Regions from separate parts of the Homo sapiens genome. Here region 1 is linked to region 2. Evidence: chromatin loops called from intact Hi-C (ENCODE). Cell type or tissue: endothelial cell of umbilical vein. All regions are shown on one strand.

Region 1 (2,500 bases), 500 kb before region 2:
AGTGTCATACTGCAGCCCTGAATCTATTCCTCAGACAAGGCTGCCTGGAAGAGGCTATATTATGTTTCTTGGGCCAGAGCGCTAACAGAAAAAAAATCCTAATAATTTCTGACTTAATATAACTTCTCAGTATATTAAAAATTCAGAAATTGGAAAGGGAAACTTTTTATTTCTCTCTCTTCTCTTTCTTTCTTTCTGGAATACTGTACTAAATTAAAGAGTTTTGAAAAAATGTGTCATCAAGCTTCCATAATAAAATTTACCTTATGAGACTGCACAATGAATCCACTATCCAAATAAGTATAAGGATTAAAAAAAAAAAAAGTACAGTGTGCATCTTTCGGTAGGAATTCCTAAGGAGTGCACCGAGTGCCAATAAATGGAATATGTAAGAGACACCCCATGTGGATTACCAATTTCCGATAATAAAAAAAGAATAGAATTAGACACCTTAAATGTCAACCGGACTGAATGTGATTAAATATTTTGTTGGTGATTTTAAAGGCACTGCTGAATCTAGTGGTGCCTCTGGATTACCATCAATTAATTCACCAGCCACCCATTTATGTATTTATTAAGAAAACATGGTGAGGAGCTGTAGCATTCACAAGAAGCTTAAGGCCAGCACAGTCACCCATTTCTAGTTACTCAGTAATTTAGAAAAATTCTGAATACTGGAATTTTCTGATTGGATCAAAAATGAAATAATAAAATTGGAAAAATTTTGCTAGGCAAGATTGTTATACTTCAAAACTTAGCACTAGACTAAAAAATGACCAAAGTGACACTAATGTATGAAAATCAATCCAAAGGTTGAACGGCACTGCTGAAGAAAAGGCTTAAAGGTATTGCGGCATCTTGTTATATTCTTTACTAGATTCTATATAAACCATTATTCTTTATATTAATTATGGTCAAAGTGACCTCCTCTTCTGTCTCCTGTCTTACTGTGTTTCCATGGGAACAGATAATGCCATGCTTAACTTCTTTAAGTAAATAATCTGGAGAAAGCCTTGAAATCTCTTTTACCAGCCTGAGCCAGCCTCAGAAAAATAGTTAGCAATATATGAAAAATGTAAGTTGTTTTGGGTTATGTCCCAGTAAGCTGACAGTCTGTTAATATCTTTTTCATGCTCAGGCAAGATGTAACTAAATAATAAAACATTTTAACATATCGTTTCTAACAATATCTGTGTTTCTCCAGAACTCTTAGTCTTTGTGTGTTTGGGGAACTCTGTGTTTAACATTCCCCCTCCACTTTGCCAGATGTCCTCCTGAAATGCTGGAAGGACGCTGCTGAACTGTAGATTTCCTTCCCACATGCAAAGAAAGTCTTTTTCAAGAATTTCATTGGCTGCTACCCAGGAAGGCAGTTGTACCGATAGCCCCTGAACACAGGAGGGCAGAGGCAGGCTGGCCTGGCAAATGTCACCACAATATCTGTGTGCCTTCAACGGCTGCCTCCTCAGCCACGATCCTGCCTCCTGCTCCACTAGGAAAGGGAGCTGTAGTTATGGCCCAGTGACAGGGACTCTCTCCAGCTTCTATCTGCTTCTCTGCATTCTGAATCTTCTTGTGAGGTGCCTTGAGGCCTTTAGAAGCTATTCTGTGGCAGAGACATTATCACGCTGTGTACTCAAACTCATGCTTCTCTTTGTATAGAGCAGTGTTGCTCCTGAGAGGTGACTGCCCTAGAGGGTGCCATGTGAGCAGTCTCATCAATGGAGTGTGAGGGGGAGTGAGGATGCCTTCTGCACAGTCCCTCAGTCTCTGCCTGCTGCTGGAATAGGCTTGGGTCTCTGAGTCACCACATGGAGGAAAGGTGCCCACAGGCCCAGAATATCTGCCTTGGACTGTTGTGTGCCCAAAAAGTAACACTTTTTTTTTTGGTTAGGCCATCTTTATACAGCAGCTGGTGTTACTCTAACCCAGTGTTCTCCAAACATTGGCCTGCATTACAAGCTCCTGGCGGGCATATTAAAACACACTTTTCTGGGCCCTACCCTCAGTTTCCAGTTCAGTTTGTCTGGGAGGAAGCCCAAGAATTAGCATTCTTCCAAGTCCCCCAGGTGGTGCTGATGCTGCTGGTGCAGAGACCACACTTTGAGAGCCACTGCTCAGACCGCTGCTCATTCTATCCCGATTCCTAAACTGGGGTTGTGGTTGGCTTGTTTGGAGAAATGCTTCTGAAAGAACCACATGCTTGGCTTGTCATTCTGGTTTTATTCCTTGATCTCCTTTTGTATGAGCCCCGACTCCATGTTCTGCACCTGGGAAGGCAGCCCTGTTGCATCCCTGTGCCCAGGTCCCATGAGCTCAGCTTGCCCCGTGCCCTGGCTATCTCCTATGGAAGATTTGGGCAAAAGGCACAGTCACTATTCTGCTTTCTTCAAATAACAGTAGCAGTAATGGGAATAGCAACAGTGGTAGTGACAGCTAATGATTTTTATGTGCCAGGCACTGAGGTAAGCATATTCTTTACACAGTATCCTTTCACCAT
Region 2 (2,500 bases):
CATGGCAAAAACCCACCTCTACAAAAAAATACAAAAAAATTAGCTGAGTGTGGTGGCAGGCACCTGTAGTCCCAGCTACCTGGGAGGCTAAAGTGGGAGAATCCCCTGAGCTGGGAAGTCAAGATGTGATTGCACCACCGCACTCCAGCCCAGGTGACAGAGTGAAAGCCTGTCTCAAAACAAAACAAACAAAACCCAAACCAGATACCATTTATTGAGTACCACCTAGTATCTATCATGCGTTGTACTGGATGCTATACATTATCTAATTTTATTTTTGTAATACCCTATGGAGTAGGCATTATTATCACAAGTATACACATTATAAAATTGATGCTCAGAAAAGTTAATTACCATACCCAGGGTTACATGATTAGAGCTGAGACTGGAACGCCAAAGCCCATATCTGTGTCCCTTCTAATTTCAGTGACCTACCAACATCTATTATATATTAGTTCTCATGTCAAAAGATACAATAAAGTATTTGTTCATAAATGTATTATAATGTTTAAAAAATAATATTAGTGAACAGCTAGGTGTAATCCCAATACAGTTTCATTTAAACACAAATGTATTTCTGGCCTGAAGTTGATTTTTAACTTCCATCTTTTTTGAGGAAATGGCATCTGCAATGTATATGGGGGTTAGTGGGGGAGGAGAAAAACAGCAGTTCCAGGAACACTGAAAGAAAAGGATCAAGTTAAATGCTTTCTACTCTCAGACAAGATTAATAACCCTTAAAATACTTTTCTTATTTAATAAATTGTGACAGAATCACTCAATGTGGGCTCAGAAAAGGACAAAATGACTGGGCTCCTTACAAGTAATGTTTTTTTAAAAATTGAAACAAGATTTATACTAATCTGAAAACAAATATATTTCGGGGTAAGGGGAATCATTCCTCACTGAATTAATTTGTAAAAAGTAGCAAACACTGCCATCTGCTGGGCTTTAATTTTCTCTTTGTTATAGGTCTTGCGGATGATCATAGCTATTATGTATATTGAATACGTAAATAAGAAAGGACATCTGTTACTTGTTATGAAGATTTCAAGCTACCTAAAAATAATTGAGTGGCTATGTTTATTTCTTTATGAATACATTCTAAATCACTTTATTATTGGTGTTAACAGAAATATTCAGGAAAAACAAAATAATTACCTTCAAATAAATGTTATCTCAATATTTTGCAAAACCTTTTGAAGAAGAAAGTTAAACTCCCCTGCAGAGACGCATCACCCAGTAAAACTTGAGAGAAACTGTCACAGGTTTGTGAAATGATGCACTTTCTCTGCTCAGCTGACAACTCTTCTTCCCAAGCTGTCTGATCCGTCCCAGAGGCTAACATATTTCCCTCTTTACAAAAAAGAGGAGGAAAAGAGAACCACTTTTCCTAGCGAGGAGGCTGTGCCCTATGTAGTGTGTACAAATGATCATTCTATCCTTCCAGCATGGTGGAAAAGAGGGGGCTGAGTGTGCTGTACCCAATCCTCTCCAAAGGAGAACTCAGTGCCCTGGCTCATCTGACTCAGTCTTTGTCAATTCACTCAGGAAGATGGTTTGTGATTCACCCTCTGGTAACGCCTCAGTACAGTGTTTGTGTTCCTTGGATGATCTGCATCGGTTTCACCTGGGGAGTTTGTTGAAGCTGCATGTTCCTGGCCTGAACCCAAGAGATGCTGAATCATAAACCTCTGGTCTGGCATCCAGGAATCTGCATCAAACAGTCTATTCTTTTTTATTATTATTACTTTAAGTTCTGGGATACATGTGCAGAATGTGCAGGTTTGTTACATAGGTATACATATGCCATGGTGGTTTGCTTCATCCATCAACCCATCATCTAGGTTTTAAGCCTTCCATGCATTAGATATTTGTCCTAATGCTCTCCCGCCCCCCACCCCCCACCAAACACCCCCCACCCCCCACCCCCCACCGGTATGCGATGTTCCCCTCCCTGTGTCCATGTATTCTCATTCGAACAAGCTATTCTTATGCATTTTGGAGGCTGATAACCACTGACCAGAATCTTAGGATTCTTACTTTTGTAGCCTCCATGGGACCGAAGATCAAACTGCCAGTGGGAAGACTTACGATGCTTTATCCCAGGCCTTTCCAGCAAGGACTAGTTCTAGAGCCATGTAGCCCTGCACATCAGCGCCAGTTGTGGCACTTTGAAAAGTTCTGCTTCCTGGGTCCCATCTCAGTGATTGCGATTCACTGAGTACCTCCTCAGGCTGCACCAATGTACAGCCAGGCTTGGTAAGCCGCAGCTCTAGGGAAACTCCAGGATTACCCCTGCAAAGACAGTCCCCAGAAGACTGTGAAGCAGGCAGAACATGTTTGCTGTCTCCTACTGTCTTCTGCATATACCCTCCCCTTCCTCTTGATACTCCACCTCCTGCTGTGGGCACCTCCTCTCTCTTTCACTACCAATTCTCTGATTCCTTTCATTTATCCCATTTTTTTTTTTTTTTTTTTTTTTTTTTTTTTTTTTTTT

The links. A loop is a pair of places that touch in the nucleus more often than their neighbours do. Peaks named below come from ENCODE experiments on the same cell type or tissue, not always from the same donor. Only the 100,000 strongest peaks of a DNase experiment are listed, where the experiment ranks them.
Region 1: a loop joins it to region 2, with 13 times the contacts of the local background. A loop is called at or near these places in 43 of 110 quality-filtered maps.

Annotation. Positions count from the first base shown.
Region 1 is chr13:43,301,800-43,304,299 of GRCh38, forward strand. The region is part of intron 11 of ENOX1 (ecto-NOX disulfide-thiol exchanger 1); the gene reads right to left. Among named protein-coding and RNA genes, the nearest start is that of ENOX1-AS2, 150 kb to the right of the region's middle. RefSeq lists an enhancer at 1,478-1,707. In endothelial cell of umbilical vein, a CTCF peak has its summit at 1,393 (motif pointing right); a DNase peak (open chromatin) is centred at 1,382.
Region 2 is chr13:43,803,720-43,806,219 of GRCh38, forward strand. No RefSeq gene overlaps it. Among named protein-coding and RNA genes, the nearest start is that of ENOX1, 18 kb to the left of the region's middle. In endothelial cell of umbilical vein, a CTCF peak has its summit at 969 (motif pointing left); a DNase peak (open chromatin) is centred at 952; H3K27ac peaks cover 272 bases.